Linked DNA regions of Mus musculus: regions 2 and 3 are each linked to region 1. Evidence: chromatin loops called from intact Hi-C (ENCODE). Cell type or tissue: heart. All regions are shown on one strand. Links, peaks and the distances in the headings refer to the core of each region. The heading gives the core; the rest is flanking DNA. Region 1 overlaps Patj (PATJ, crumbs cell polarity complex component). Region 2 overlaps Patj (PATJ, crumbs cell polarity complex component). Region 3 overlaps Patj (PATJ, crumbs cell polarity complex component).

Region 1 (10,901 bases), core at 3,078-8,077:
GCTAACACTCCGATTACAATGCTCACTTTGCTTATCAACAAGGGACTGGATATCCTACAGTACTCTGCTTCATATGAGCAGAGAAACTGGAGCTCAGAGACGTTAAGGAGTGTGTCCGATATCATACAGCTAATAAATAGTAGGAATGGGGTTTGCACACCCGCGCTGTGAAGAGCCTCGCTGCTGCATAAAATGCCTACTGTCCAGACAAAGGTACAAAGTGGTGTGGACTTCTCTCTCACCACACTTCCATGCTGTAAGATATGAGGGACAGCATCCTCTTCCCCAAGTCATGTATGCCACACACCCACAGGCACATAGCCGTGAGAACAAGAGACACTGATTTACATTAAGTGTCGAAAGACTTGTCATTTCTCTTTACTACAGAAACTTCTATTTCGTGGTTTCTCCAGCAAATCCATTTCTCTAAGACTCTTCTCTCCATTCCTTTGTCTGTGATGTTTGTCATTCTCAGTGTTTACACCTCTCCCATCCTATGCACCACTGATTGCTCTGTTGATCTCCAGAAGTGCAGGATAGTCACACAGCATACCTGCAACCTAAGCCTCTGGCCTTCTGTGCTCTCTTTAGAATAGATCTCATAGGTTTTCTCTTTGTTCTGTAACTCTTACTAATTTAATTTATTATATGGCTCATCTCCCTAAACTAAAAGTCAATCAGGTTACTGTTTATCTCATTCTTACTGTCCCAGTAAAATATATTTCATTTATGAAATATCTTCAATAACTTTGCCCAGGTCTGTAGCTGCAAGTGTGTGTCTTCAGTTCACCTGATGGCAGTGCTGATTTATAAGAAAGTTCACAGACGTGACATACACAAGGCTGCAAAGCCCACTAGATGGCTTTATTGGTTGGTTAGTTCTGGACTTGGTGGAGGTAAGGTTTACTGAATCGATGCTATAGTGGGTGAATTCTGTCGAGATGTAGTGGGAAAGTGGCAGGGAATGTTCTTCTCGTTGGCTGACATTCGAATGAAGGAGAGATAGGACGAGCAATCAGCTCATTTGATAATAATTAGCATGGAGTAGAGTACAGTGGGAGTAAAAATTAAATAGAAAATAAGATACTAAAGGTAGTATGAGAAAAACCAGTGCATTGTATAAGACCATGTTAAGTAGAATGGTTCAGAGCCTAAGATAGGATCCTTGGGACAAGGATCTAGGCATGCGTAGCTCATGCAGTCTTCAGATAGTTGAAAAACACTGAGACTGTGCCATGTAGCAACATCTTAACTGTGTGAGTCAGCTGTCCATCCCTCTGAGAAAATGCTTGGGAAAGTCAACTTTTAAGAGGAAATGTTTTTTTTTTTTTTTTTTTTTTTTTTTCACTTAGCTTTAAAGGTCTGTGATCAGGTCACCAGAAAGCAAACTGAACAGTGTGGGACAGCCTTAGGTACCAAGACTGAAAACCATGGTTTGTCAGGGTTCCAGAAACACCAAGGACTTGGGTTGCTTACTGATTCCATAGTGACGTCTGGGTCTGTTTCTGGCCTTCACTTCTCTGTCTCCCACTCAGATTTGCTTTTGGCTGTGAGAAAGATGTCCTAATTTTTCCCACAGGCCTTTTAAATCCTTGCAACAAAATGAAATGCTAAGCCCTGCCCAAGGCTGACCCTGTAGTTTCTAGTCTCAGTTTTGGTTTAAGCCCCTACTGTCTCCTATCTCCCCTCCCCGACCTGAAACTGGTGTTTATTATTTTCCTTCATGACAAGTAAGACAGATGCATGTTTATTCCCTGCCCTCATTCTCCATCCCATAGTGTCTTAGTGAGGGTTACTGTTGCTGTGATGGAACACCACGACCAAAGGAACTTGGGGAGAAAGGAGTTATTTCAATCTCAGTTCTAACAACTCATCAGAAGCAGTGAGGGCGGGAAGCCATGCAGAGCAGGAACCTGGAAGCAGAGGCGGATGTAAAGGCCATGAGGGGTGCTGCTGACTCACGTGGTCTCCGTGGCTTGCCCAGGGTGGGTATTACCACGCCAGGACCACCAGCCCAGGGTTGGTAATACCCACAACAGGCTGGGGCCTCCCCCACTAAGTAAGAAAATATAGCCAAATCTTAAGGAGGCATTTTCTCAATTGAGGTTCCCTCCTCTCTGATGACTCTAGCTTGTGTCAGGTTGACATAAAACTAGCCAGTGAACATAGTTACAGCAACATGCTGGCAGGCCAAGGTTTGTTGAGGACAGAGTATGTAGCGTATTTCTTCTTGAAGCTTCGAATGCATTCCCATTAGATATTCAGAAGGCTGTTAGACCTCTTATTTCACTCCTTGTCACCTTTGGAAGCTGCACCTGATTCTTTAGCCCAGTAATATGGGCTAAAGCCCATGTCCTTTACCTACTGTTTTATAGCACTTAGCATAGTATAGCTTTCAGTGGAACTGTTAGATTAATATCTATCTGTCTTCCTTACTAAACTCTCTTATGTTCCAGGAGGTGAGTGGCTACAGAACCTATTTTTTGGTGGGTACATTGAATTTCAATAGTGGAGATGTGTGTGACGGAGGGTCTCTGACCCCAGTGGGACAGTAGGGCTGGCCGAGAGCTGTGTTGCTGCACAGGGGCCCTTTCCTGCTGGCTTCAGCATCTGTCCAGTGTCTGTGTACTCACTTTCACTTTTTAAAGATTACAATATAATTACATCATTCCTTCCTTCCCTTCATTGTCTTCTTTCCCTCTCAAAATCATCACCTCCTTTTTTATTGTTATTGTTACATATCTATGTAGGCATAAATATAAATATAGCCTTCTGAATCCAGTTAGTGTTGCTTGTATGAATACAATTTCAGGGTAACCAATTAGGGCTCTCAACTCTGAGGAAAGGTAACTCTCTCCCCCTCACAGTCCCTGTTCCCTTTGTCTCTGGGTATAGCCCTGCAGTGCCGTAGCATCTCGCCTAGCAGCCTGACTCTTTTCTGTGCTTGCTTACACCCACCTCACCCCAGCTGCTGGCTGGCAAGGGCAGCCTAGCTGCTAGAAACATACAATGAACTGCTCTTGGGCTGCTTCTTGTTACCTAGCTTTCAGAGCTATAAACGCAGCCCCATCCTATCCTGGTGGGAATTCTTCCCTTTCCTGATATGATCATTCCAGGATAGAATTGTCTTTGTGGTTTGCATTTTCATCTTGGTTTTCCCTTTCCTGGGTTGGTTATGGGCTATAATGTATTTATGTGGCTTCTCTAGTCTCTGCTTGGCACCAGTTATGTGTTATTTACTTGAATACTTACCTAGCACTGTATTACAGTTGTGAAACATACTGATAACCTCACATGGTGACCTGGTTTATGCAGATTATACAACCTAGATTATCAGACACTACAGCTTCATGCTGTGCCTCAATTCCTGTTTGTATTTTGTTGTTTCATTTTTGATTTGCTCTGTTTTGCTGAAATAGTCTTATTATGTAGGTCAGGCTGATCTTGAACTCCTGATTCTCTTGTCTCAGCCTCTTGAATGCTGGGCTTATGGAAATGAAGTTTATTAACAAAACTGTTACTGAGAGTTCAAATATTTTATAAGTGTAGAAGCGAAAACTGATAAAAACTTAGTGTACTAGAACTCAGATACACCATTGACACTCTGTAAGAGCTGTACAGCTGCCGCCTCTGTAGTTAATACTCGATGTGCCTTTGTTAAACTGGTCCCCAAAGGTTGCTTATCAGCAGTTAGTTGTTCCATATCAGATGTCCTCAAAAGTTCTTAATGTGCATATATAAAACCAAGTACATGCACTTTTGGTGTTTAAAAATAGTTTTGCAGGAAATTCTTCTGTTTTCATGCAGGGATGAAAAACTTGTCTCAGACAAACAAAATCCGTGTCAGGTTTGGAAGACTATCGGGGCATTTACTAGTGCCCTCATCCGAGGAAGCTAGCAGGACAGAGAGCTCAGTCCCCACACTCTTCCCAAAACATAAGGACAGAAACGGATGATGCAGTTGTCTGTCCCAACGATTGTAAATCTAAAATTCTTTTGGCTACCATATGCAGACATACCTTATGCATGTACACACACACACACACACACACACGCCCACCCCTTGTCAGTATTGTCCACTAAGAAAAGGTTATACATTTCCTAATGATAGAACAGTTAGAAAGCACAGGGGCACTGCAGTCAGAAGTGTAAAACAGCTAGGATAGCCAGCGGCTGCGCATTTGCCTCACACCTGGGCTTTGGATCACTAAAGCAGTCCAGAAAAGTAACATGGTTTTAATCCAGATCCTGAGTGAAATATACTGTTAGTTAATATGAGAACTTAAAATTCTTTTGACTTGTAAATGAAAGTTTGGAAATTGTGGAAGATAGAAGAGAGTAGAGAACTCTACCTTCCAGTGCCCATGCTGTGTAGAGCTGTGCCCTGTGCCACTGTCTTGACTGACTGACTGTTGTAGGGCTGTCTGCGTGGGAAGAGACACATCAACACCTCCAGTCTCCATGGGCTACATGTGGTTAGATGGCGCATGGCTTCCTGGAATGTTGAGGCTTGTTCTAAAATTGATACATTGTAATGAACATAAGCTACTTGGGAAGAAAGAGTGTGTTTGGCTTTTGGTTCCAGAGAAAGAGAGCAGATAACCAGAAGGAAAGCATGGGTTAATCCCAGGAAGCTGAGAACAGAGAGCGTGAACTAAAAGTCCAGTGTGGCCATAAACTCTCAAAGCCTGCCCTCAGTTCAAGGCTTCCTCTAGCAAGGGTTTGGTAACCTCCCCAGACAGCACCACTAACTGGGAACCAATACCTGAGCCTATGGGGGGCACTCCCCATTCAAACCACTGCAACTCTTTAAAGGTATTAAAATCACTGACTTCTGCATTTGTTATGTACAGTTGTAATTAACACAGATATTTAAATCATAACAAGGTATGAATTAAATACTATGCATGTAAGAGATAGATAACGTTGTAAACAGGTCTCCATTAAAGGAGTGGAAATCAAGTAGCATGCTGCTCCAGAGAACGGAAAGAAAGTCACTTGTCTTCTGTAAGGGTGTGTGTGTGTGTGTGTGTGTGTGTGTGCCGGGGGTGTGTGGTATTTCAGTGTTGCAAATCGCACCTGAGGCTTGTCAAATTCTGTGGCTGAGAATCCTGAGACCAAGAGTCATTAATTTGCCCCATATCACAAAACAGGGTGCTGATGAAGCAAAGGTAGACCCAGGTGTCACTTTTAAGCTCTGCACCCAGTGCTTACCTCCGTGAACAGAGGACAGAGGTCTTTTGTGCAGTCATATCCCCCATAGTGCCCTGTGCATTCAGGTAGATCTCTGCCTCACCAATAGATGTCAGTGTAGCCAACAGTACTTACTGACCAAGCATGGAGCTTGGAGAATGCTCACTCACTGCCAATAGCAGGCAGCATGAGTAGCACCCAGCTTTTGCTACATAAACCCTTTTTATTTTTGATAATGCAAAATATAAGAGTACTGGTTAAGATTAATTTTTTTAGTTTTATAGAATGGCTTTCCTTATGTCTTACATAGTTAATTGCCCTTTTATGGACTTGTCCTATTTATAATTAAGTGAAATAAGTAATGTTTATACCCTAGCTATATGATTAGAAGCTGGTAATACTGGTTTCCTCTTTTAGCTTTCTTGAACTGTGACCGTGTTTTAAGCTTCAGCCCTTGCTGTAGTTCAGGTGAATTTAACAGAAGTACACACTTTACAGTGGAATTGTTGAGCAGCTTTAAGCTACATTTAAATTGCCTTGTGTGTTCCTGACTCTTTCGCTGCTTGGCTTATGATGCAGTAATGATTGTTTTACCTATAGTTTATACAGAAAGGCTGGACAACACTGAAGTGACTGATAGATTTGGCTTGTAATGTAAAGGACAGACATCTTTGCACATTGCCATATGTGGGTTAGGTGTACTGAGCTGAGCTGGGCTGGGCTGGGCAAGGTGGGGCAGGTGAAGTGGGTTTAGCTTTTTTTTTTTTTTTTAAACAGTTTCTATGAATTACTTTTGTTCCCATTTAAGTTTTCATCCCAAAGCTGAATTGTATTTAAAGTGTCAGAGACACTAGTGAGTCATAACTAAGGCATTATAGTGGACTGATTGCTTTGTGGCAAACCTGATTTTGTGCTGGAAGCAATAAGGAAGAGAAATGTTGGTGACTCTTCTGAACTGGGGGCAAGCTTAAATCCATAGCTGCCTTTAATTTGCATGGGAAAGATGCTGTCCCCCGAAGCACTGCCTCTCAGCAGGAAAATGGGACATTAACATGTTATCAATAGAAGCTGGCCACAAAATAAATAGTTGTGTTTGTATTGCCGCCTGCTCTGAAATAGAGCTGTCTTTCCTGTGTGCACAGGGTGGCTGGTGTCACAGCCTGCAGCATGCAGTCCCTAAGTATGCAGGGTGACCGAGCGTCAGGGCCAGCAGCAGCCTGCAGCATCCAAGGATCTGACTGGAGAACCAGGGATTTTTGCCGGCAGACCTTGCAGGCAGCTCTCACCTACTGGCAGATGTGACTCTTAGCTTGAGGGAGAGATTGAAATGAGCTTCAGTGATTGTTTCCCATGGTAGGAACAGAATGGCAGGTTGCCCTTTAAAAGAATAAAATCGGAGGGAAAAAGAATAGAGGCCCAAGGTCGTGGGAAGAGAGGACAGAGTTGGAGAGAGTGGAGCTGCTTCCAGCATCTTCCTGTCAGGAATGCAGCAACCCTGAAGAGAGCAGTCCTGCAGCATGGTCCACGGGGGCTTCCCAGGTAAGGCTTCCGCTGCTGACGAGAGCTGCAGGTCTTGCTACATGCAGTCAAATGCTGCTTTAATGTTGGTGCAGAGTAGCATGCCGTTTAATGATCTAAACAGGAGTAAGCTAAGGCATCTCTCTGAAGTGAGAGGGTAGGGGCTCTTGGGCATGAGCAAGGTGGACGCATGCTGGAATCCTCACAGCACCTTTAGCTGGAGGCAGCCTTAGAGGGCTTTTAGAAAATACGGCACTTTATCAGACTGTCAAGAATGCGTTAGGAGTTTCTGCACCCAAATCTTTAACACCCCGTGCATGCAGCATGCTTGCCTTTCACCGTGATGATTGAGAAGCGCATCTCCTGGGCATTTATTAGCATTATTTGTGGCTTCACTGTGATGAAAGGAGAAAGGTATTTACATTAGAATGAAGGAATTCTGATTAATTCTAAAGCTGAGAAATCAGCATTTTGGATGTAGGTGAAAGCAGTGTATCACTAAGGAATCGGAGCAGCACACAGAAAGCTGCTTTTCCTAACCTGTAAATAGTCCCTAAAAGAGTATTTGATCATTGGGACTGGCTCTCAGTCTCCACCATCTGAGCCTGCACCTTTGAGTCGTTAGGTTGGGGGGCTCAGCTTCTGCAAGCATCACCAGCCACTTCCTTGTTAAACATATGCTCTGAAAATTACTGCTCAGTTGACAGTAGGAGACTCTCAGTAGTAAGAGCATCTGTGTGACTTTTAAAATGTTGATATGTTAGAACCAGAGCTCCTTCTTTTCTGGTTAAAATGTACAATATTTAGAACCAATAAGAGTCTTCATGAGTCCCTTTATCTACGGGTCAGTTTACTCAGAGTCTGATGCAGCGTGACTTTCTTTTCATTTTCAGTAGAATGACTCAAATTAGGTTTTCTCCTGCACTTACAGGACACATGGAGCAGTCTCAATTTAGGCAAGCACACCTTACTCCTGGCTCTTCTTTCACGATAACTGAGTACAAACTTGCTCTTTTCTGTAACATCACTTCTGGGCATTTTAATGAAGGTCCTGCATAACCTATTATCCAATCTGTACATTTAGTTTCCAGGAAATATCTGAACTGTTAAACATGTGTGTCACACATTCCCCAGAGGGATGACGGCCTTCATTGGATTTGTTTCTCTTATGCAGTTGGAATTGCTTTCTGATAGCTGTCATTGTCAAATGATTGTTTGACAATCTTGTCAAACTTGCATTGACAAGAAACTATGGGGATGACCAAGAACCTGGTGGATCGGCCTGCTTCACTCCAGACTCCTTAAGTCGTTGGTTCAGTGTGTTTGTATTTTAGTTCTCATGTTTTGGGGTTTGTTTGTTTGTTTGTTTGTTTGAAATCAATCCAAATTATAAGTACATTTAAATCTCCTCACTGCCATGAAGTTGCCATTGTTTATGCTTCAAAGCCATGGTAAGAGTCTCAGTTTCTGGAAACTGCATTGCATGGATGCGTTCATTAGGAATTTTCATATTCTTTGCATTTAATCACAATAATATATGAACTCAGTTTTAGAACTGAGACCAACTATAAATGTGAGCTGTCATGGAGCATGTGTGTGCTGCATGTAATATATCCAAATCCTTCTACTCAGGGTTAACTACTCAAGATCTTATAGCAAATAGCTTCAATATTAAAAAAAAAATCTTCTGTCTTTTTACATCTTATCTACCTACCTACTTGTGTACCTATGTATGTACATATGTCTATTGTGCATATGTGTGTGTGTGTGCCTTCATTAGTTTATACGTACCATGTACCTACAACTACCCATGGAGCATAGATCTAGAGTCTTAAGAGGTTGTGAGTTACCTGATTTAGGTCTAGGAACCAAACCTGGGTCCTCTGCAAGAGCAGTAAGCACTCTCTCCAGCCCCTAATTCCAAAGTATGTCTAATGTCATAGTCACATACTGTGTCCATTGTTTATGCCCTCAGTTAATATTAGTTTTCATGGAGTGGGCAGGTTGTTGGTATCTTAAACAGACATAAGCATGACAGACTCTATTATGATCCTGTCTAAATTAGAGTCCCTGTGAGCCAGACTGTGTGAAAAGTGTGCATGCTTATCAGTGCAGCATTTGGAAGAGTCTTGTGATTTTGAGAGCAGGCTGGGCTATACATTGAGACAGAGAAGCTGGACATGGGGGCATTTGAGGAGGAAAGAAGGGAAGGGAGGGAAAGAGAGAACAACAGAGGGAACTGAAAGTCCATTAAGAGCCAAGAAGCGCTGCATCTGTGGCCAGTGGGACAGAAAGGAGAGAAACTGAACCAAGAAGGGTGCTCTCACCCTGTATCCTGAGACAAGCTAAAGCGATTTCTGAACTGGAGATTAGAGTTGTAGCTCACCCAGTGAGCCTGTGTGTTAGAACACTGCAATATAATTCCTAGTTTTCCTTTCTCCCCTTTCAAAAGGTTTTCTGTATACTTTGCTAAGTGCTTCATATGCTTTATTTTCTTTATAGTTTCTCACGTAAATTTATAAATTACTGGTCTTAATTTATAGGTAAAACATCCATGAAAAGCATTCATGGCATTCTTCAGCACTTTACATTTAAATATTGAAGGTTCCCATTCAAGGTAGTAAGACTGAATTGGGAAAATTACAGCAATGGAGGCATGCCATGAGCTGATGGGTGTGCTTCGCTGTGTGAGGCTCAGAGCAGCACCAGCCAGACCTCCCTCTCAGCGCCAGCAAATGTCTCTCCCTTCACGGAAAAATTAGTGCGCTTAGGGAAGAGGTAGCAAGTCTCCTGATGTTAGCTGCATGGAAATGGGTAAGTTGGTGGCTTCGTGAACATTTAGGCAAAAGTTGGAAAGCTTGTACTTCGAGTCATTTCTTATTTCCATGCTTTGTTGTCATTAGTATTTTATTCATGGTGTCTTGGATCTCATTTGGCTCTTAGCTCAGTAGTTCTTATGTCTTCTTCGGGTGCTCAGTATCCTATAGTATCTGCTACCGTGAATCTTAACAAATCCAGTACAGATGTGGGTGTATCCTGGGAGTGGGAGCCATCACAATTTCAGAAGCAACAATCTTATAATTTACAAAAATAAACGGGAGATTGGCATCTGATGGCTATAACTGGAACACTAAGATGCTTCTTCGTTTCTTTTTTTTCTTTTGGTTTTGTTTTTCAAGACAGGGTTTCTTTGTGTAGCCCTGGCTGTACTGGAACACACTCTGTAGAACAGACTGGCCTCAAAAGCAAAGATGCACCCACCTCTGCCTCCCTGAATCCTGGGACTAATGGTGTGAACCACCACCACCGCCAGGCTCATTTTGGTTTTGATACAGTGTCTCGCTGTGTAGCCCATGCCAGCCTGGAACTTACTATTTAGCCCAGGTGGAATTTGTAGCACTCCCTCTCACAAGTGGGAATTTCAGACATGAAAACCAGACTTGGAAAAGTTTTGATATGTCTATAAAAGAATGCCTGTCTTCTGTGTCAGTTGCGACTGTTACTCTGGCGTGTAGAGCTGCTGAAATCTCCTTTTCATGTTCATTGCTTTCCTTCCTCAGTGTCAGGTGCTGTGTTGTATGTTTAATAACTTGTAAGTTATTTAGTCCCTTGTTTTGATTGTTCTTTAACAAGTGACATTGTAGCAGGTAGATAATCTGGATTGCATAGCAACAGAACCTGTTCTTAAGTTTAATTACCACTTCCCTTGTGAGCAAAGTGTCTGTGGCTTGCAGCGGTAGTCTGAGATTAGTTCTCTAGGTTTTGCTTTTCCCAGTAGTAAGAGTTGAATTTGTCTTTAGTCTCCCTGTATGCATTTTATGCATTTTTAAATTCTAAATCAGAAGTTCCAGAATCTATCAATGAACAGAATAGTTCTCAAAGGGTGGCCCATCACCCTCCATAGGCAGTGGGACATTTCACTTCTGTTTTATGAAGTTTCATGAAGGCAAAGTCAAAACATGGAGGAAGCTAAGTAGCTCGCTAGCCCAGGAACAGATACCAGGTAAGGAGAACAAGAAAGTGTGACCACCTGCAGACTGTGGGTGAGATTAGCACAGATAATCCACAGATGTGGGGCCCAGCATTGTAAAAAGAGAGTGAATTCCAGGAGGGAAGTAGGGCCACTATCAGACATGCTTGGGAGTGTTTCTTTACACAATCACCAGCAATCCAAGTTCAGAATTGCTATG
Region 2 (10,901 bases), core at 3,811-8,810, 67 kb after region 1:
CCAGTGCCCATATATTTCTGTGTGTGTGTGGTGCAAGTATTTGCTTGTGTGCTGCTCTGGCCTGTGCATTTAAGCATACAGCTACACATACATGACCACACATACATCACCTCCTGCTGCTCCACTACCCAACACAGAGTAATGTTCACTACTCTATTGCCTTAACACAGGCTATTTCACCATCTGAGTTGGGCCAGATGATTACTGCCCTGCCAGTGACCTCTCACGGTTCTCTACTCCTCAATGTTATGTTTACAGACATGCACAGCCACACCCAACTTTTTGTGTGAGGATTTGAACTCAACTCCTTTTACTTACAGAGCAAGAAAGTACTCTTACCCACTAAGCTGTTTTTCCAGCCATTTCCAGCCATACTATATGTGTGTGTGTATAATATATATATATGTATGCATGTATATATATACACACACACACACACACACACACACACACACACACACACACACACAATATTCTACAAATAAGAGACCAAATTGGTAGTGTTCTTAATATCCTATTGAGAAACAACAAACTGACAGCCCCAGGGTAGTAATTCTACAATTGTAATTTTGTTTGTTTGCTATATTCCTCACTAATTGCTAATATCATCAAGATGGGAATCATGTTTTATTCATTTCTATATTTGTATTATAAACATGTGTCAAATAGATGTACATATTCAAAATAAGATGAGCTATATCATTGAACTGCAAGCAATTAAACTCTAACCAGCTTAAGTTAAAAGGAAAGCAGGGCTGGAGTATAGCTCTGTTGGTAAAGTACTTGCCTAGCATACACAAAGCCCTGGGTTCTCATCCCAGTACTCTATGAACTAGTGACAGTGATGGAAGACTGTAATTCCCGCACTCGTGGGTGACAGCAGGGTCATTCTCAGCTGGTGAGTTTGAGACCAGCCTGGGGAATTTGAGTCTGTCTTAGGAAAAAAAAAAAAAAACAGGAGAAGACACCCTTAGGAGATTATAGAGATATCTCATTGATTATCAAAAGGAACCACTAAGACTTCCAAAGAGAAGGCACCAGCACACCTCAAGAGTTATCAGCACTGGGAGGTTCCTGAGCTCTGTATTAACTGGAGGATTCCCTTTCGTAGTACCTTGATGGCACACTACTGAGTTCGGTGTATCTGCTCTAAAATTTGAGCCTCTGAGATGGAAAATTTGGTTGGCCCAAACTAAGGTACCTATATGTTTCATCCACTCATATTGAGACAGGTTGTTTGCATTATCTATTATAGGTCTCATATACCATCCAGGTACTGCCTATGAGCTGGACATATACCAAGTACTATCCTTCACATGGGGAAGTGCTGGTTCCTGGCAGGCTACAAACAGAAGACTGTCATTAAGTCACGGAAGCAGGTTGGAACACTTAGGACTTAGCTTGATCACAGTGCCTTCCATTTCATGTTTTCTCAGATCACTTATTCAGTAGACACTGTAGCGTGCATACTCTCCTGCTAGGTGACCAGCTAGCAGCTATCATTCCCAAGAAATAAGGTCTCACCTCTATGTTTGTTAATTTCTCACTGTGTCTGATATATAAACCATCCTAGATATCCGTGTGCCCTAGTTACCTTTAACGGTCAGCTCAACACAGCATTGAAGGGATTTTCACACCTGAGAAAGGATTTTCCATTGATGTGTTTCCAAGATTAGATTAACCTGGTGGGGAATTGTTCTAGTTCTTAATTGATATTGGAAGACCTAGACCACTGTAGGCAGCATCATCCCTGGATAAGTGGTTCTGAGCTAGTAAGAAAGCTAGCTAAGCATGAGGCAGCAAACAGCATTTCTTTATGGTTTCTGCTTCGGATTCCTGGGTGAGCTCCTGCCCTGACTTCCCTCAGTGATGGACTATGTCCTGGAAGCTTAAGCTAAATAAATCCCTTCCTCCTCTAAATTTCTTTTGATCAGAGTGCTTTTATCACAGCAACAGAAAGAAAACTAGAGCACAATATATATGAACGTTGAATATAGGTAGGATCCATTGTTCTGGTTTCAGGCCATACACACAGGGGTATGTACCCTGGAATAATTCACGTAAGCATCTCTCTTTAGCAGTGCTTAAGATAACTATAAAAACACAAACAATTGCAACTCTAGGTTGTATTTCATGTGGGTGCCTAACTTTCACTGCTGTTCAAAAGCTTGATCTTTAGAGCAAACAGGTTTGATTCTTGAGGAGACTCTCAGACTGTTGAGGGTGTGAAGACTCCAGAAGTCTTGTGGCCCACTGCTCATTTGCTGTGTCAGCCCTTTCCTTCTATGCTCCTTCTCCTGTGTCTTTTCTCTTTGAAGTCACTAGGATGCCACTCTCCACAAAATCAGTGGACTTTAAATGTCATTGAAGTCATATTAATTTGTGGAAAATCATTAGATTTTAAGCAGATATCCTGAGACAACTACTCATGACCACAGAGTATATGTGCAGCAATGTTTTGAGTGCTAGGAGCCTTGCACTAAAGCTTTGTCTGGGATGCTGGGTGTCCAAACGCCGATCCTCATGACTGTGTGGGAGGCACTTTACCAACTTAGCCGGCTTCCCACCCCTTCTTTACACTCCACCTCAATTCCCAAAGAATATTCACCATTCTGATACTCCAGTTTACTTTCATAACAGTCTAGGAACAAAGACTGTGAAGAGTGATTTCCTCACAGCCCCACAGCTAGAGCTGGGTTTCCCCCGTGAGGTACACAGTAGACTGCCTCCTCAATGGAATAAGAAGCCATAAGATGATTTAAAGCCAGAACAGAAGTATAATCACATTAGGTAGGAGTGTCAAAGGTTCATGGTCATCATTCTCTAATAGGAAGTTTGAAGCCAGCCTGGGCCACAGGAAACTCAGTCTCAAAACAGAAGATGATGATAAAGAGGAGGAGGCAGGGGTGGTTATGACTATAATCAGATTTATCTATCAAGACCACAATAACTTGGCTGGCTGAAGAGTAGCCTGCAGTGCAGATTCTGAGAAACATAAAACCGGAAATCAAATACAGAGCTTTCTTTGATTAGGGTGAGAAGTGGTGGTGTCCAGCACAAGGGGTAGGATGGGTAGCAGTGGAAATATTTAAGATACATTGTGAACATAGAGTCATGAGTCTTGTTCATGGATTGGAAATACCGCTGAGAAATGAGTTGTTTTTTTCTAGAAAGACTCTTAGCTCCCAGCCATACTCATGCAAACGACCCTATTAAATATAGCTGACATGGGCAGGAAAGTGGGAGAGGAACTTTCAGGGAAGAAGAGGTTCAGGGCAGGGGGAAAGGGATGAGAGTATCATAGGGATGGATGTGATCAAAGTGCATTATATATGTGTAAAACTATGACTGGCAGCAAATTTCAAAGACTCTTAGTTCCTGGTTGAGCAAGAGGGCAAGTCTTAGTGAGTACTCAGGTGAATCAGCTATAGAACAATCTGGAGAATTAGGAAAATAGTGAATTCTGTTTTTCTCAGAATGCTTGTCAGACATGTAGTAGTGACCCTTCAAGTGGAGAGTCAAATGTGCAGATAGTGAGCTCAGGACATGACCGGGTTGGATGTAGAAGACATAAATGTGGCCTTTGTTAGTGGAGCTCATCTCATTGAGATTATTAAATCATATGGAGAAGTATGCATAGGTGTTTATAAACAGTACGACGACAGGCTTTTCAAAGAAGTAGAGACATGACTAAAGTCTGAAGCAGGAATGGCATGGGCCAGTGGACGTGTTGCCCAGCTGCCTAGTCAGGTCACTTTTCTATGAGAAAAGACATATCAGGTCTTAGGTTAATTTCCCCCCCTTCTTGGTGCTAGGGTTGAATTCAGAGCTTCGTGTAAATGTTCTTACAGTGAACTTCATCACCAGCTTTTGTGTGCTAAACAGAAAGCATCTTTGTGAGTTTTCTGCTTTTATTTGTGGAAGATAAGACTTCACATAAATATATCTTAGCATAGCTATATTGGTCTTGCATAATGAGTGACTAGTGTAAGACAGTCATGATCTCCTACACAGTACTGCCTGTTGTCTGCTGGTCACATGATAGAAATGAGCCACATGATCAGAACTGGTATTTTAGAGGTGGTTGTGTACCTTTCCCCTGCTGATTAGATTCTAGCTCTTCTATGCTCTGCTCATTTAAGATGACACCCAGCATCCACATAACCACAAGGTGTGATCTTTCTAGAGCTGTGCTATCCCCATCCATCACTCTTCCTCATAGTCTGCCATGTAGGGCCTTTTATAGACACCCTGACATCCTTTATTGACAGAGCAAAGTTTGAAGCCAAGTAAGAAGCCTGGGAATGTTTGCAGTTCAAAGAACACAACACTGGAGACATGACTAGGACCTAGAGGCTGTGCACAGTTTTAAAAGTTGACATGCCATGGTGGCGCCGAAAGAGTTGACACTGTTCTAAAATTATCTTCTACAACATCAGACATTCTAAGATGGGTTTACTAACTCCCAGAGTCATCATTCTGTGTCACTAATAATTATATCTGAGTAGCTCTTAAAAGCGTGACACCTTTCTTTGTGTAATAGCTTTGCATGCTTGATCTCTCCACATACCTGTGCTGTTGTGTGCACATTTTTTAACTGAAAACAAAGGAAATACTTGTAATTTGAGTCAGGAACTTAACCATTTTCGAGTACTGACTCTTCCTGTTTGTCCATTTCACAGAAACGAAGATGCAGTCAGTCAGATGGCCGTCGCTCCCTTCCCGGAGCTATCACATTCTCCATCGCCTGTTGAGGTAAGATTGCAAGAAACAGTTCTCAGTGCACTCGATAGATTTCTCATTTCTGTAAGACCTTACCTTTTGATTTTTAATTACGTCATATCTATTAACTAGCAAATTTCCCTGCCTAAGATAGAAAGCTGTGGAGGTATGATTACAGTGTTAAATAAATATATTAGAATCAACTCACTAGTGTTGACTCTTCAGAGTTACAAAGTTCCTCAGATCTATTGGATGACCTAGCAATGGCCATGTATATGCTCAGTCCAGAGAGCCCCTGCAGCTGCTCAGTCCACGAAGCTGGAAGCTCAGAACAAGGAGGACTACAGTGTAGTCCCAGGCTGTCGCTGAAGGTCATGTCCTTGAGAATTGTTGCTGTGAGTCTGCATTGGAAGACAAAGCAGCTGAACTCTGATGTCCTCAGCACACTGGAGCAGTGATAGACACTTGCCAGGAGGAATGGCGCTTGCACCTGTGGTCTGATGTCTCCCTCTTCCTTTTCCTTCTGGGCACTCAGTCTCATGGATGGTACTGCTGACGTTTCAAGGTGTTTCTGACTTTCCCCCTCAGTTTCTACTGCATAGCTCAGTCATCTCTAGAAACATCCTCACATGTACTCTGTGAGGTGTGTACCCGACCCCGTGTCCTGAGTCCTGTCCAGATCAGTCACCATTAAATCAGAATTGATTCCAGTTGCATTTTTTAATCTGTTTTGCCCAGTTGTTTTAGGTAGGTTTTTACGCTGTGAACAGATACCTGACCAAAGCAACTCTTATAAGGACAACATTTAACTGTGGCTGGCTTATAGATTCAGAGGTTCAGTCTATTGTCATCAAGGCAGAAAGCATGGCACCATCCAGGCAGGCATGGTACAGGCAGAGCTGAGAGTTCTACATCTTCACCTGAAGGCTGCTAGCAGAATACTGACTTCCAGGCAGCAAAGAGGAGGGTCTTAAAGCCCACACCCACAGTGACACACCTACTCCAACAAGGCCACACCTACTTCAACAGGGCTACACCTTCTAATAGTGTCACTCCTTGGAATGGACTGAGCATATACAAACCATCACACCAGTTATTGTCAAATAAACTTCAAATTAAAAATTTGTAGCAAAGGGCAGTGGTGGTGTATGCCTTTAATCCCAGCACTTGGGAGGTAGAGGCAGGCGGATTTCTGAGTTTGAGGCCAGCCTGGTCTACAGAGTGAGTTCCAGGACAGCCAGGGCTACACAGAGAAACCCTGTCTTTAAAAAAACAAAAAACAAAAAACAAAACAAAAATTTGTAGCAATAAACATTGTCTTCATTGTCAGATTTCAGCAGTCTTGCTAACACTAAGGTTTTTTGTAGTTTTTTGTTTGGTTGGGGTTGTTTGTTTGTTTGTTTGTTTTTTAACTTATTTAAGACCTCAAAGGTTCTGAAGGTATAGCATTATAGTCTCTGGTATGCATCAGGCCCTGTGTTCAGTGTGTATTACCAAGAGACTGTAGTAGGAATGGTGAGAAAAGACTTGAAATAGATAGAAGACAGCTGACAGAGGGCCAGCCCCCCCTCCCCCCAGCCAGACTACCCGTTCCGATCCTGCAATTGTCCATGAGCCATGGAGCCCTGAACAGTTGCAGTTGCACTAACCCTTTGACCCACATTCTAGTTTTTTAAATAATAGTAACAATAGCTTCTGCCTTATTGCTTGGATTAAATAATGTATTGCAGAATATGTTGAGACCCCAGTAAATAACTGAGACCACAGATTGTAGTAAGCTATGTAAAAGCACCATGGCTTCATCTGTTTTCTTTTGCTGGGAATGGCTATAGATATCAACCACACGCCTTCCTTAGTGTGGTCCTGGCCAGCTGGTATCTGCAGCTTCCTGATGGGGGGTTTCACATGACAGGTGACTGAGGGTGCTGCTAGCTGTGCCAGGCCCTGTCTGGGTACTTCCAGTATTACTTTCATGATCCTTGCACCCAGACTCAGGTAGTGTTGTTATTTACAACTGTGAGAGGAAACCCGGAGGCTAAATCATATACCCATGAGCCTCTGTGCATACCTGACCATGACCACCAAGCCCCACACACCTGTCATGGAGATGAAAGAATCAGTGTATAGGAAGGACTTAGCACAGTTCATGCCACAGGGCAGCACTCAGCACAAGAGAACTGTTATTTAGAGAAATTTTAACGCAATTTTATAGTACATATTAAGAGCTATTGAAATTCATTTTTAAAAATTGTGCTAATCACTGAACTGATAAGTCACCATTAAAATTTTTTTCAGTCACCTATAAAAAAAGATTTTTTTATTATGTCTTAATCTTGCTGAATCAGTAATTAGCCAGAAAAAGGAACTTGGTGTCATTCAAAAGGGTATCATTATCTTATGAGCATTTAAAGACTGATTTTGCTGTTTATTTGTTTAGTTGGTTGGTTTTGGGTTTTGGTTTTAAAGCATGATCTTACTCTGTCGCGCTGGCTAGCCTAGAACTCATCCTCGTATATAGACCAGACTGGAGGTTAATCTCAAACTCATAGAGGTCTGTCTGCCTGCCTCGACCTCCCAAGTGCTGGGATTAAAAGTGAGCACACCTGGCCTGATTTTTCTTTTTAAATAAAGTGTGCTGTTAATGAGGTAGAAATTATTCCACTTATAATTTTCAAGATCCTAATCACAATAGCTCAATGCAGTATGCTGGAGTCAGCATTTCAGTTGATGGAGAATTAAGTCAAACAAGGTGCTTACATAATCCTTTCCTCCCTTCCTTCCTTCTTTCCTTCCTTCCTTCCTTCCTTCCTTCCTTCCTTCCTTCCTTCTTTCTTTCTTTCTTTCTTTCTTTCTTTCTTCCTTCCTTTCTTTTAAGATTTATTTATTTAATGTCTATGAACACACTGTCACTATCTTCAGACACACCAGAAGAGGGCATCAGATCTCACTACAGATGGTTGTGAGCCACTATATGGTTGCTGGGAATTGAACTCAGGACCTCTGTAAGAGCAACCCAGTGCTCTTAACCAATGAGCTATTTATCTGCACCACCAACCCATTTCCCACCCCCTACCCCCACTCCCATTTTTAAGGATGCAGCTCCAGAATTTCTTTTACAGTATTGCCATTTGAATTACATTCTCTGTTCTGGTGGCTCTAGTGACTGTCACCTCTGGAAAGGCACCTTCCTTTGGGTGGCATGAACTGTGAGCTCTCTTCACCAAGCTGCCCTTGTTTGCCTACATGGCAGTCACTCTGCTTTTATGCATAGGTGGTTCTGTGGGCTTTCAAGCATAACCTAGTATGTGGATGACAGAAGAACCAGTTTAAACCATACACTATATATTAAGTACAGCCATGCCATTGTTAAGTTGAACCTGACAACAGAAATGTGGCCTGACTTTTATTGTACGCTAGTGACATCTCACATTCCTCCCTTCATTTGGGAAACATTTATTAAGCTCTAACATCTGGCATAGTTCCAGCCAAGTTATTTTGGGCCCTTAGGTGCTAGGAGAGTCAGAAAAAAATACACCAGCAGAATATTGAATCACCGTGTGATGGTATTGTTGTGTCGTGCTGGCTTGTTTAATTTTCTTTCTACAAGTTGCATGTTGGTCATGTGACCTTGGTAAAGGTAGTTAACCTCCCAAAGCCTGTCTTCTCTATGAAGCCTCTTCTAAGTCTATCAGAAGGGAATAGTGAGACTCAAGTCCTAAGTCGGAAGAGTCCTCACAGCTATACATTTCCATGGCATTGTCAGCATTTCTATATACACACTTGACCACGGAGAGACCATTACTGCATTGTGTAGCAGTGTGTAAGCACAGCTCAGAAGTCAGGCATATTGCAGTCTGAACCTTCATCCTGTTAGAATTAGCACTATGAAATGCTCAGTCTGTTCCTGGCACACACTGAGAGTTTATTGTGGTTGTGCTCATATTACTACCTTGAATACACATTCCAGCTTCTGGAACCTTCCCTGTTCAATGATTATGAGCAAAATAGAATTTCTTCCTTTATTAAATTTTTTAATTTCTGAATTGACAAATGAAAAGTGTATGTATTTACCAGATTCAACATTGTTTTTTGAATATGTATACATTATGAGATGGCTAACCCAAAAAATAGCTTGCATTTCTTCACATATTTTTGTTGATTTGTCTGTGTGTGTGTGTGTGTAGGCGCACATGTGCACACTAATATTACTTGAAATCTTTTAGAGTACTGCATACCTATAATCCCAGCATTGAGGCCAAGGGTAAAAATAGTGAGTTTAAGGCTAGCCTGGGCTACATACAAGCTCCAAGCTAACCTAGGCTATATAACAATATCCTAACTCAACACATAATAAAAAAAAAACAACAAAAAAACAAAAACAAGGGCTGGAGAGATGGCTCAAAGGTTGAGAGCACTGACCGAAGGTCCCGAGTTCAAATCCTAGCAACCACATGACTCACACCCATCCATAATGAGACTAATGCCCTCTTCTGGGATATCTGAAGACAGCTACAGTGTACTTACATATAGTAAATAAATAAATAAATCTTTTTTAAAAAATAAAAAAACCACCCTCTTATTTTCAAGACTACAGGCATTGCTTTTAATTACAGTCTAATTTTATGCACCTTATCCTTATTTGCCCAGTCTAACTGAAATTTTGGAGCTCTTGACTTACATCCTCTCAGCTCCACCACTCTTTCCCCGTAAGCACTACTCGCTGCTTCTGTGAGATAAAGTGAAATCATGTGATATTGTACTTTGAATACCTGACTCATCTACTCATGTTATCTGCCTGTGTCATCACAAAGTATTATTATTATTATTATTACTTTTATTAATACAGGTAGGTTTACACATTGTACTATAAGCCTCATTTTCCTCCAGCCATCTATTGACAAAAGCTTAGATGATCTGTTCCTTTGTAACTGTGGATATTGCTGCAATGAATGTGAGTGTGTATTTCATTTCCTTGGTTGGATTTTTTTTTTGTTTTTTTGTTTGTTTATTTTTTTGGATGGTTGGTTGGTTTTATTTTTTCGAGATAGGGTTCCTCTGTGTAGCCCTAGCTGTCCTGGAATTCACTCTGTAGACCAGGCTGGCCTCAAACTCAAAAATCTGCTTGTCTCTGACTCCCAACTTCTGGGATTAAAGGCGTGTGCCACAACTGCCCCTTTTGGGTGGATTTTAAAACGTGTTACTACTGCCGTGTGTGGCAGCACTTAGCTCCCAACAGTGGACACTAAGGCAAGAGAACCATGGGCCCAGCCAGTCTGGGTGGCATAGTGAGACTCCGTGTGTTTAAAAGAAGGTTTGGTAGAAGAAGCTGAAACATGGACGAAGAGTACATGGGGAGTAGAGAAGGAGGTGAATGAAGGGACATAATAGACACTGTGGGGAACTAGACTAAGGGTACATGAGAGAGAGTAGAATTCTAAACTCCAGCATGGCTGAGTGACATGCTGTGGGCACTTGGAGGTCCCCGAAGCATCTGAACGGGGGATGATCAGGCCAGGGTTAGTTGAGTAGAAATGTTAAAGGTATGAGGTGGCCCCTGCCATAAAGGCACTTGCTGCAGAGCCTGATAGCCTGCATCCAATCCCTGAAACCACCTGGGAACCAAAGCACGTACTCACATATCATAAACAAAGAAAACAAACGTTTCTCAAAGAAAGATGCCTCAACTGAGGAGGGAAACCCAGTTAACATGTCACTGCGGTGATCCCATAGAGATCGTCACTGCGGTGATCCCATAGAGATCGTCACTGCGGTGATCCCGTAGAGATCGTCACTGCAGTGATCCCATAGAGATCGGGAGGGCTCAGCTAGAGCCAGGATGTAGATGTTCACGTGATCCCTCCATGAGGAGGCCTGGATCTTGTCTCTGCAGCAGGAGCTTCTAGTTTCCTTTTACCTCAAGGCTGTGCTTTCTGAATAGCTGTTGAGAGGGACTGCCAGCCTTGGAGTGCAGAAACAGTTATAGAGGGTCAACCATTGCCAAAATTTCCCTTTTACCTTTAACTGTGCACTGTCTTTCTGGAATTCTGATTTATCTAATAGTAAAGGTTTTCAGGTAAGCAGTTAGGAGAAGGAAATTCAGTTTGTCATATCTAGTAAACAGAATTTTCTTTTTCAAAAAGAAGTATTTAAGAACTTCTGCTGTGGTGAGAGTTAAAAGC
Region 3 (10,901 bases), core at 529-5,528, 77 kb after region 1:
CACCCGGTCAGCAGCCACTTTCCTTCAGCCAGATGGTCCTCAAGCCACCAGGGATCCTTGTTCCTTAGAGTCCCGCTGCTGACCTCCTTCCCCTTCCTGTCTCCGACTGTTTGCCATGTTTTGGGTTCTTGGCAAGTGGGGGATTATAAAGGCTTCTCGCTGTGTGAGCCATGTTGTCCTCACAGTGAAGTTACAATTTTGTTCTTGTGTTGTTTAAACACAGACACTCTTATATAACCTTTAGCTTGCCTAGAAAAAGTAAGTTCATGTCTTGTTTCAGCCATTCTCAATTCCTCGGGTGTTTCCTCTCTTTTTTCGTGTGTTTTTTTGTTTGTTTGTTTATTTGGTTGGTTTGGGTTTTGGTCTCCTCTCCATCTAGCTTTGGCTTTTGTATCCTCCTCAATGGAGGCATGTCCACCTAAAAGCAGAAGAGAATGTTAAAAGGTGGACAATAGTGCATCTTAAAACATGGCCTTTGAAGTGAGTCAGACCCAGGTGGACTGAATACTTGCATCAGACAAAGGTCATGAAAGAAGCACAGATGTTGGCATCAAAGATTTTTCAGTCTCCTCAGATAGATTTCCTGCATACATAATGAGGATGCAAAAGAGATGCTAATGAATGATGGAGGGGGAGGTGATACCCTCTAGAGAAACCATAAACAGGAGCTGCAAGAGTGCTGTCAGAATAGTACATTGTCTTGGAGGAGCTTCTTATAATGCAATATGAAGTATAGTATATTGGGTACATAAATCAGTAAGTAGTCGTTCAGCAGGTTATCAAATATATGCATTATGTAACTGTATATGCTGCACTTTGAGGTGATTGGTGGTACTGTAGTTTCTTTACACCAGTGTCACCATCAATGTGTGTGATACATGTGCTTGTTTTTACAGCAATGGAACAGGCTAGAGTCAGAAGAACTTTAATTGGGAAAATGTCGTCACCAGATTGGGCTGTAGGCAAGCCTGCAGAGCATTTTCTTAATGATTGAAGTGAGGGGGCCCAGCTCCCTGTGGGTAGTGCTATGCAGGACAGGTGGTCCTGGAGTGTATAAGAAACCAGATTGAACAAGCCATGAGAAAGGCAGGAAGCAGTCCTCCTCCATGGCCTCTGCATCAGAGTCTGCCTCCAGATTTCTGCCTTAAGAAACCCTGACTTCTCTTGGTGATGGACCTTGACTGAGATGTGTAAGCATTACTTTTGGATGGTATTTTATCACAGCAGTCGAAACCCTAAGACATATGGAAGGAACCTGCTTTGTATATGGCCTATCATTTACTGAAACATTACTTTGTAGTAGGTGACAATACCCCAGTACTTGTTTTATTGGGAGCTTTTTGTTGTTTGTTTGTAGACAGTTCCTGCTACATAGGCTTGCTAGCTCTCTGGAACTCTTGCAGTGGCCAGAGCTAGCAGTTTCTCTTCCCTGGCTTTTTACAGCCTTTTATCAAAACTCCACTAGCTTCACCTTTCCAGCCTCGGTTTCCCTTTGTTTTGTCCTGGCTACTCTCTTGAACAATCTCTCCTTCAGCAGTCAGATGCCTCTCCACTTTTACAGCTCAGCCTGGTCCCACAAACCACTCCAGTGTCAGCTCCTTCTGCTTCTCTCTTCTGGTGAGCAGCTCAGTCCACAACAGTAAAAATAGAAAAGACCCAAGAAAAGCCTCTTTACTATTACAGCAGAGGGGCAGCAGCTCAGGAGGGCTTCGCCCAGTAAGCTTTCATTGTTCAGTCCCAGCACATGTCACATTCAAGTCGTTTAGGACTTGCTCCAAATCTGTGCATTCTCTTAGGTGTTGGTGGAAGGTTGAGGGAGTGAGCCTTCACAGTACTAGCCAGGGCATTCAGCTGAGATCAAGAATTCCAGGAGTGAGTGTTCTAGACTGTTGGTGCTGGCCTTGGTCCTTCCAGAGTTGTTTGACAGTTCTTGCACTCAAAGGCCATATCACCATCCAACTAGATTGTTTATGATTAGCTAAGCCGTGAAAAATGGATTCATGAAGAACCAGGTTGCTACACTGCTTATTGGCCCCAGCATCAAGTAGGAGCAGGATAAAATAGGACAGTGAGTACAATTCACAAGGCAGATGCGGAGGGAAGCTTTTAACGGCAAACAACTGTGGTTTTGGGCGAGAATCCTAAATGCAGCTGCACTTGTAAGACTTCCCTGGTCACAGAAACAGCTGTTATGTTCTGTGAGGCTGAGGCCCAATACTGATGCCTTGGTAGGAGAACTTGACGTGGAGCCTAATCGGTCATACATATTAACAAGATTTTGGCTGGGTGAATAACTCTAATGAAGACTCCATGGGGTAAAGAGCATTGTCACCAGACATAGTGTTCAGAATAACAATTGATATATGTGGTGTAATGAACCAGTTTGGACATTTAACCAGAGATTGCCGCTGGCAGGGTTTTAGGCTTATTGCTTGTACTGGGTGTAACTTGTACAGGATAGCTTTCCCACACAGAATGTGTCTTTAATGCATTCTTTTTTTTTTTCTTTTTTTTAAAAGGATTTATTTATTTATTTATTATATGTAAATACTGTGTGGCTGTCTTCAGACACTCTAGAAGAAGGCATCGAATCTCATTATAGTGAGCCACCATATGCTTACTGGGATTTGAACTCAGGACCTTTGGAAGAGCAGTTAGTGATCCTAACCACTGAGCCATCTAACCAGTCCCTTTAATGCATTCTTATGTCAAGACTTTATCCACATACAAGAAAAATAGAAAGAAGGGCATCAGACTGTCTAATATAGTGCTTGAATGGTTATAATACGGTTGCAGAATATAAGGAACTGAGAACACTTTAGTTAATCGGTGCTATGATTATTTGTAACCACACTGTGTGTGTGTATTATCCTCTTTCATAGCAGTATATATCAGGCTTTCTTGACTGTTTTTTGTTTGTTTGTCCTGTGGAGGCTGTTGGATGTTTCTATACTTGTTTTGTACAGTTATGGGAAAGCACCACTTAGAGAATTACTCACCACACTGATCATCATATCTGCACAGGATTGGACCAGTCAGGGTTTCATCACAGATCAGGAGTCAGGGGAAGGTCCATAAGCCCCACCTCCCCTGAAGGGCTTTGAACCGTTAACCATCTATGGTAAAGAAAGTGTCCTTTTCTTGTCCCTGTTCCAGTAAATAACCTCTCACCTGTGCTCAGGCCTGAAACTCTCAGTGGGTCACACAAAAAGACAGAAAGTAGGAGGGGACTTGTGACAAGAAAGGTTTTAATGGAAGGGGAGATAGAAACCAGGGGTTAAAAACAACTGACATGTAGCATATAAATGGATAAAACTGAAACAATGAAAGGTTTTTTTTCATTCTGTTGTTTGTTTTTGTTTTTGTTTTTTCGAGGCAAGGTTTCTCTGTGCAGCCCTGGCTGTCTCAGAACTCATTCTGTAGATCAACGTAGTCTAGAACTCCGAGATCTGCCTACCTGTCTCCCTGGGATTAAAGGCGTGCACCACAACTGTCTGGCCCAAAGAAAGACATTTTAAAAAGAAAATCGGTTTTGCTACAGAGTCCCATGACTTTAGAGTCTCTAGACTTAAGGAGGAGGCTTAGAATTCATTTAATGTTTATACTCTGAGGTCCAAGTTAACAATAACAGCCTAAAAATAGAATGTGAGTAGGCTGTTAGATTTTTCTGTAAAAAATTGCCTGTGTCTTACAAAAGTAGAATTTGCCTCTTAGTAAAGGTAGAGCTACCTAGGTCAAAGCTAAATCAACCCTTACTCAAAAGAACTTAAAATTCATTTACTTTTTCTTGCATTTATTCAGTGTTGGGGGGGCGTCAGGAGACAAAGGCAGCTGGTTCTCTCCTTCCACCAAGGGAGTACTGAGCAGGAATTGTTTCTGCTAACGAACTGAACAGACATCTGATAGTTCATATGCCTTTTGACTCCTTACCAGAACTAGCAAACTCCAGGGTCTGGGTTTCTGTTCCTGACAGATTGTTGACAAAAGCAAGGGATCTGACCTGAGACTGCCATCCTGTGCCTGTAACAGACAGCAGGGACCAGCATTCCCAAGGAATACTGAAAGCAGGCAGCACTAATCAATGCCTAGTAAAGCAAATGGACAGAGACATCTGCTGGCCTTCTCTTACAAAGGACCGTGGCAGAAACAGTGCCCAATGAGGCATTAGGAACTCTGCACCAGTGTGTGTGTGGTCTGACACAGTGTGAAGGAAGAATAACATCTTTCTGCTTGCCTTTTACTGTCCCATAGGATCTGGGTGGCACTGAACTTGTCAGTAGTGAAGAGGAGAGCAGTGTGGATGCTAAACACCTGCCTGAACCAGAAAGCTCCAAACCGGTGAGAATCCTGCCTGTTCTTTATCCTGGCCCAGGGAGGGGTACAGGGGAGGGGTACAGGGCCTGCATTTCTTACCACCTAGGAACGACTCTTTGCCTGCCATCTTGGTCACTAGGTACCTTGAACTCTGAGACAGGAAGAACTTTCCACTCAGCAAGTGACAAGTTCTCAAAGCACAGGGTCTCTCCCACCATGCTTGAACTGTACTGTCCAGGACTAAAGTGACAGCCAGCCACTCCTTCAAATTCAGTTCACCCCTGGGTATTTCCAGAGTCTGAACTGCAAGAACTCTATTAATACAGGAGTAAAAGACACCTACTTGTTCATGAACTAGAACTTTATCAGATGAGAGAAGTTGTGGCTCTCCCTCCAGGGGGATAGGACACTTTGTTGTCTACTTTGAACCAGGCTCCCTGCTGTGTTCTGTATCCATGAAGATGGTGACAATTCCTTTATAAATAAGAACACAAAGTTAATTTCCTTACATAGGTCAATGGACAATATGTGTCCCTGCCTTTCTGCATTGTAGCCCATCACTTCAAAGTTGGCTACAATTGTTACAAAGAAATGTGGGATTTTCCCTGTCCCTGTGTTTCACAGTGTCTTATAGATCTCCAGAAATTCGACCCTTACATGAGTTTAAATCTGGTTGTGGTATTATTTTACTTGAAGGAATTTGAGAAGTCATCCATTTATTTACCATCCTTCAACTTTTAGAAAAGCTAATGTATTGGAACTGGCTTAGATTGTATCCCCAACAATGAACAAATTTGTTCAGGTATAAAGGTAAGGTTATTTCTAATTAGGTATATCCTCAACAAGAGTAGAAATTGTAGCAAACCCCAGTTGGGCCAATCTCCTTATGACTCAAGATGCCCCCAGTATCAAAAGGAACAATAATAATACATGAGGACTCCTCTTCCTCTTCCAAGAGACAGAATGAATGTCTGTACTGAAAGTCCAGGCATTTAAATACAAGTTAACTCTTCGGGAAACTGTATCATTGTGGATACATTAGAGAAAAGGTATTTAAAAGCAACAAAATTTTTTGTAGCAGGCCCAGTTTAATCTTTAGAAGAAATAGGAAGGAAAGGGAAACATTTCTTTATGTCTGGGAGAGTCTGATAGTACCAACGAGACTCTCCTGTAGGCTGCAGAGAGGAGCCATTTTTAGTTCACTCTGCTCCTAGGCCCCAATAGTGAGAGATGACTTTCAGACAACCTAAGAGGTATGAACTATTAAGCTTCACTTTAAAAGTCTGTGTGTGTGTGTGTGTGTGTGTGAGAGAGAGAGAGAGAGAGAGAGAGAGAGAGACAGAGACAGAGACAGAGACAGAGAGAGAGAGAGAGAGAGACAGAGAGACAGAGAGAGACAGAGAGAGACAAAGAGAGAGAGAGTGTGTGTGTACTACATGTGTGCCTAGTCTGGGCTTGTTCTTAGATACTAATTTACCTAAGAATAACTGGACTCCCCATCTTATTATGTCTCTCCTCCCTTTACTTTTTTCCATCTTCCTCATTTTCTGATATTCTAAAATTTTTCTTCACCATTTCTAGTGGATTCTATGCGTGGTCTAATTGAGAAAGGAAAGGTAGCCTGAATTTGGACACATTTTCTAGCATAATATAAGTGCTCTCGTATGAAATATTTCGAGTTTGGCCTTAGCCTGTTGTGGTGGCACATGCCTTTAATCCACGCACTCAGGAGACAGGAGCAGGCAGATCTATACAGCTTTAGGTTTAGTTCCTTGTACACAGATTAGCAAAAGCTACATAATGAGACCTTGTCTTTAAAAAAAAAAATGTGGTCTTGGGACTAGGGAGATGGCTTGGAGGGTGGCATTATCCATGCAAGCATGAGGACCTGAATTTGGTCTCTAGTGCTCACATAGAAGTGGGGCAAAGGTAGGGAATCTCCAGTCTATAAACTGATGACATTACTGCTCCATGGTATGGTGGAAAAGGCTTTTATTGTAGCTATTAGAGACCAGCCAGAGGCATCTGGGAGAGCCCAGAGCAGAGAGAGAATGATATAGACTAAACATGACCAGCAGACTGGACATGACCATGGCCATCTGCAAGAGAAGGGAGAACAGCCAGGGATGGAGACTAGAGAGAACATAGTGAGAGAAGCAGAGAGGGAGCAAGCATATGGGTAATAGCAGGGCTATCAAGACAATGAGTAGCTGGGGAGGGGAGCCTGTGAGCGGGAGGGAGGCTAGGGTAGAGGAGGAGGTAAGAAGGGCAGGATGCTAACGTGGACTTGTGTCATGAGTACTTGTGATACCGAGGACCCTGGAGGCCAGCATGATGTTTGATATGCTGATAGGCTCCCAAGGTAGCCATATGTTCCTTCTGCCAGAGACTCCTTTTGGTAGATGGGAACAAACTTCACAAGCTCCTGCGGAATGGTGGCTTTTGTCTACCCACCAGAAATCTTCCTATGGTCTAGGTTGACCTTATTTCTAAATTTTTTGACTACCTTTTGGGGTTTGGGGAGTTGGAGTGTTATAAGTATGTACCACCATGCCTGGCTGTGTTTTTAAAGGGCTTGCGATGCATAAATGCTAACACTAGGCTCCCATGTTTAGAAGCGTGGTTGTTAGGTGGGAAAGAAAGGGAAGACTGACTGAAGGGGGTGTGCTCATTGCATTCTTATAACTGACCTCTGTATTGGCTGCTGCCTTTGTATCTCAGATCCTGTCATGGCTCATAATTTTCTGCTTTTCTGTAAAGCTAATTTACATTTTCTGTCTCCTTAGCCATCTCTTCCTCCATGCTGTTACTAATAACAAAATAATCCTAAACAGCCACCTTGCAATAAATAATAAAAAGATAACTAAGGTAAACAATGGGGAAAGGCACTGATATTTCTCCAAATATATACAAATAAGGGGTCAATATGTGGAAGATGCTCAATAGAAATGCACTAGAGAAATGCATGTCAGAGATGTGAGATGTGGCTTCACACATCAGAGCCGTGGTAAGGTGTGGCTTTGCAACCAGTAGAAAGTCTATCATCAACACAGCAGGTAACAGCAGGTGCTGTGGGTGCGGAGGAGCTGGAACCCCACATTAATTGCTGGCAGGATTGGGAAGGGTGTTAGATTCTAGGGATCTGTCACTGGCAGTAAGCAGACACTGACTCTTATGATGGATGCATCACAATTATATTGAAATTCCTACTTTGATCAGAGCTAAGAACTAGAAGTCCTTGGTGCTCACAGGTCATGTGAATGAGGGCCTCATCTAGGGATATCTGGATTGAGATTTGAAGATGTCGATATAATTCTTTCTTATTCTCTATGTGGGCATTAGCTCTCAAGATGTCAATATATTAATTCTTTAGATGCTCAAGTGCCTTGTGTAAAATGATGAAGTGTTTGCTATAACCTATATACATTCTCCCTTTTCTTTAGGACATCTCTGACTCACCTGGTATACCTAATACTGTATAGGTTGCTCTTATACTGTTGATATTATTATTGTACATACACAGTTGTACATATTGTTTATGGAATAATGACAAGCAGCCTATATGTGTTCAGTATAGATAGCCAAGGTTTGTTTCTAGTGTGTGGGTGTTTAATATTGTCCATTTGTGGTGGCTGAAGCATAGATGTTCTGTGTTATGTAAGCATAAAAGGCTGACTGCGGTTGAGAATGGAGCAGAAAAGAAACAAAGGAGGGGCTGGAGAGATGGCTCAGCAGTTAAGAATACACGCTGCTCTTACAGAGGACCGAGTTTGGGTCACAGCACTCATATTAAGTGACTCCAGGAGATCCGGTGTTTCTAGCCTCTCTAGGCATCTACACTTATGTGTGTATACCCCACCACACACTGATATACATATACACATAATTTTAAAATAAAGAAAACTGAGAGAGAGAAAGAGGGAGATGATTCTAGGTGGTCTTAGAACCTTGGATAATCTGCTGAACTGAAAGTGTCCAGCTGGTAAGATGCAAGCATTTGGAGAAGTCAGCAGAAGCCAGGTCACATTACAAAGATGGTCTTTGAGCTGACTCAAAGATGGTCTCAGAGGGCTGTAAGGGTCAGCTACATATTCCTTGTAGCTGCTATGTGAAGATGAGATGGCAGATGGGGCAGTCCAGAGTGGACAGTGACAGGCTGGATATGAATCTGTGACAGCAATGGCAGTGTTCAGGATACAGAGTGTGCAACAATGCATTTCAGGAAAGGACCACACAGATGGCAGTAAAAAAGACTCACCTTTCTTGACTCGTTGTGCAAGTCCTCTTCCGTATGCGTTCCTTAAAGCTTTCCTCCACAGGCTTAGGGTGACAGAAGTTCTGTTCATCTTCATCACAAGCCTTATCCTAGGGTGTGGCCAATATCCCAAGGTTACCCCACTCAAAATGACCCCAATAGATGTGCCCTGTATTCTTTCTCTGTTTTGTGAAAGTTCATGGTACAGCTTGTGTGCCAAGTGACACATGTCATTTCAGCCTGGCTTACATGGCAGCCTCTGTGGCATTTCCCACTGCTCAGTTTTCTTAGGTTATTTCAGGTTTGCTTGTGTTTCCCCATGGAGTCAGTGGCATTTGTCGCTATCCTGTCATAAAATGTCCTTCTGACCCTTAGCACAGGGACATGCACATAGGAAAAACGCAGGGAGCTCAAGGTAGCATCTAGCCTGGAGTTTCTTTGTGTTGATTTTAGAAGTTATAGGGTACAAAGCTCATGCCTGGGAAACCATGAGCTGTTTCTGAAATTAACTTTCACTGACCTACATAGTCCGAGGCATGAAAATTCAAGAGGAAGCTGGCAGCTCATCTTACCATTTCAGGTTCCATCCGCTAGACTGCCAAGATCAGAGGAACACCCTCGTCTCTGCCTTGAAATACCTGGTTCATATAAGATTTGCAAACATATTTCAGGGAAGATCGGTTTTAGATAGTGCCTTTATGTCAAGATACTCAGGGAAAGTCAGTTTTAAATAGTGCCTGTATGTCAAGATACTCTGGCCGGACTCACCTTTTCCAGGGTGAGGACTGTCAGGTACAACCCAAGAGCCTAATTCTGTAAAGACACTCTTCCTCTGCCAATCCTTGCTCTAAAGGGCTCGCTCTGCTCATCTCTGACTTCTCCAAGCCTGGCTCTTTGCTACCTCTTTGTTATAAGAACTGATGATGATTCTGAACATGAAACTCAACATCAGTTGCCTGAAGCAAGGCTTGCTCAACAGTCATTAAGACCACATTTTGCCTAGGTAAAATCCAAGTGGGCCAAAGCCCTTGTTTTTCAGTCTACATTTTCCTTAGAAGCTACATTTTCTTAGGAGTAAAAACATAAAACACCATTAAGATTCAAGAGTATAATTTGATCCAAATCAGCTCTCATTGGTGGTCAGGGGCCGGACCCACATAGCAGTGTCTTTCTTTCAGTCAGCACAATGTTCCTGAGATGCTCAAGCTAAGTTTTTTACAGAGGAGTTTTTAATTTTTTAAATAAGTAACCTTATTAATTCTTGGAGAATTTCATAGTGATATGATTTTTATTAGATATTTTCTTTCTTTACATTTCAAATGTTATACCCTTTCCTGGTTTCCCCTTTTCTGGTTTCCCCTCTGAACACCTCCTATCTCCTCCCCAACCCCCCTACCCTACCCCTGCTCATCAACCCACCCACTCCCACTTCCAGGTCCTGGCATTCCCCTACACTGAGGCATAGAACCTTCACAGGACCAAGGGCCTCTCCTCCCACTGATGACTGAGCTATATCAGGCTCCTGTCAGCAAGCACTTGTTGACATCCACAATAGTGTCTGGGTTTGGTGATTATATATGGGATGGATCCCCATGTAGGGCAGTCTCTGGATGATCATTCCTTCAGTCTCTGCTCCACACTTTGTCTCTGTAACTCCTCCCATGGGTACTTTGTTCCCCCTTCTAAGAAGGATTGAAGTAGAACTAAAACCATCCAGTGGAAAAAGACAGCATTTTCAACAAATGGTGCTGACTCAGCTGGCCTGTTAGCATGTAGAAGAATGCAAATTGATCCATTCTTATCTCATTGTACAAAATTCAAGTCCAAGTGGACCAAGAACCTCCACATAAAACCAGATACACTGAAACTAATAGAAAAGAAAATGGGGAAGAGTCTCAAGCACATGGGCACAGGGGGAAATTTCCTGAACAGAACACCAATAGCTTATGCTCTAAGATCAAGAATTGACAAATGGGACCTCATAAAATCGCAAAGCTTCTTCTGTAAGGCAAAGGAAACTGTCAATAGGACAAAACGGCAACCAACAGATTGGGAAAAGATCTTTACCAATCCTACATCTGATAGAGGGCTAATATCCAATATATACAAAGAACTTAAGAAGTTATACTTCAGAGAACCAAATAACCCTATTTAAAAATGAGATACAGAGCTAAACAAATAATTCTCAACTGAGGAATATGGAACGGCTTGAGAAGCACCTAAAGAAATGTTCAATATCTTTAGTCATCAGGGAAATGCAAATCAAAACAACCCTGAGATTCCACCTCACACCAGTCAAAATGGCTAAGATCAAAAACTGGTGACAGCAGAT

The links. Hi-C counts contacts between places; a loop is a spot of excess contacts. Peaks named below come from ENCODE experiments on the same cell type or tissue, not always from the same donor. Only the 100,000 strongest peaks of a DNase experiment are listed, where the experiment ranks them.
Region 2: it touches region 1 in a loop (2.7-fold over the local background); 7 of 42 quality-filtered maps call a loop at or near these places.
Region 3: a loop joins it to region 1, with 2.3 times the contacts of the local background. A loop is called at or near these places in 7 of 42 quality-filtered maps.

Annotation. Positions count from the first base shown.
Region 1 is chr4:98,540,273-98,551,173 of GRCm38, forward strand. The region is part of intron 27 of Patj (PATJ, crumbs cell polarity complex component); the gene reads left to right. Among named protein-coding and RNA genes, the nearest start is that of Gm40210, 34 kb to the right of the region's middle. In heart, for the core only: a CTCF peak has its summit at 5,307; no DNase peak of the experiment used is centred there.
Region 2 is chr4:98,606,386-98,617,286 of GRCm38, forward strand. Patj (PATJ, crumbs cell polarity complex component) reads left to right here. Exons shown (of 44, transcript NM_172696.2): 30 at 4,683-4,755. Among named protein-coding and RNA genes, the nearest start is that of Gm40210, 32 kb to the left of the region's middle. In heart, for the core only: no CTCF peak of the experiment used is centred there; no DNase peak of the experiment used is centred there; H3K27ac peaks cover 925 bases.
Region 3 is chr4:98,619,352-98,630,252 of GRCm38, forward strand. Patj (PATJ, crumbs cell polarity complex component) reads left to right here. Exons shown (of 44, transcript NM_172696.2): 31 at 4,252-4,338. Among named protein-coding and RNA genes, the nearest start is that of Gm40210, 45 kb to the left of the region's middle. In heart, for the core only: no CTCF peak of the experiment used is centred there; no DNase peak of the experiment used is centred there; H3K27ac peaks cover 1,678 bases.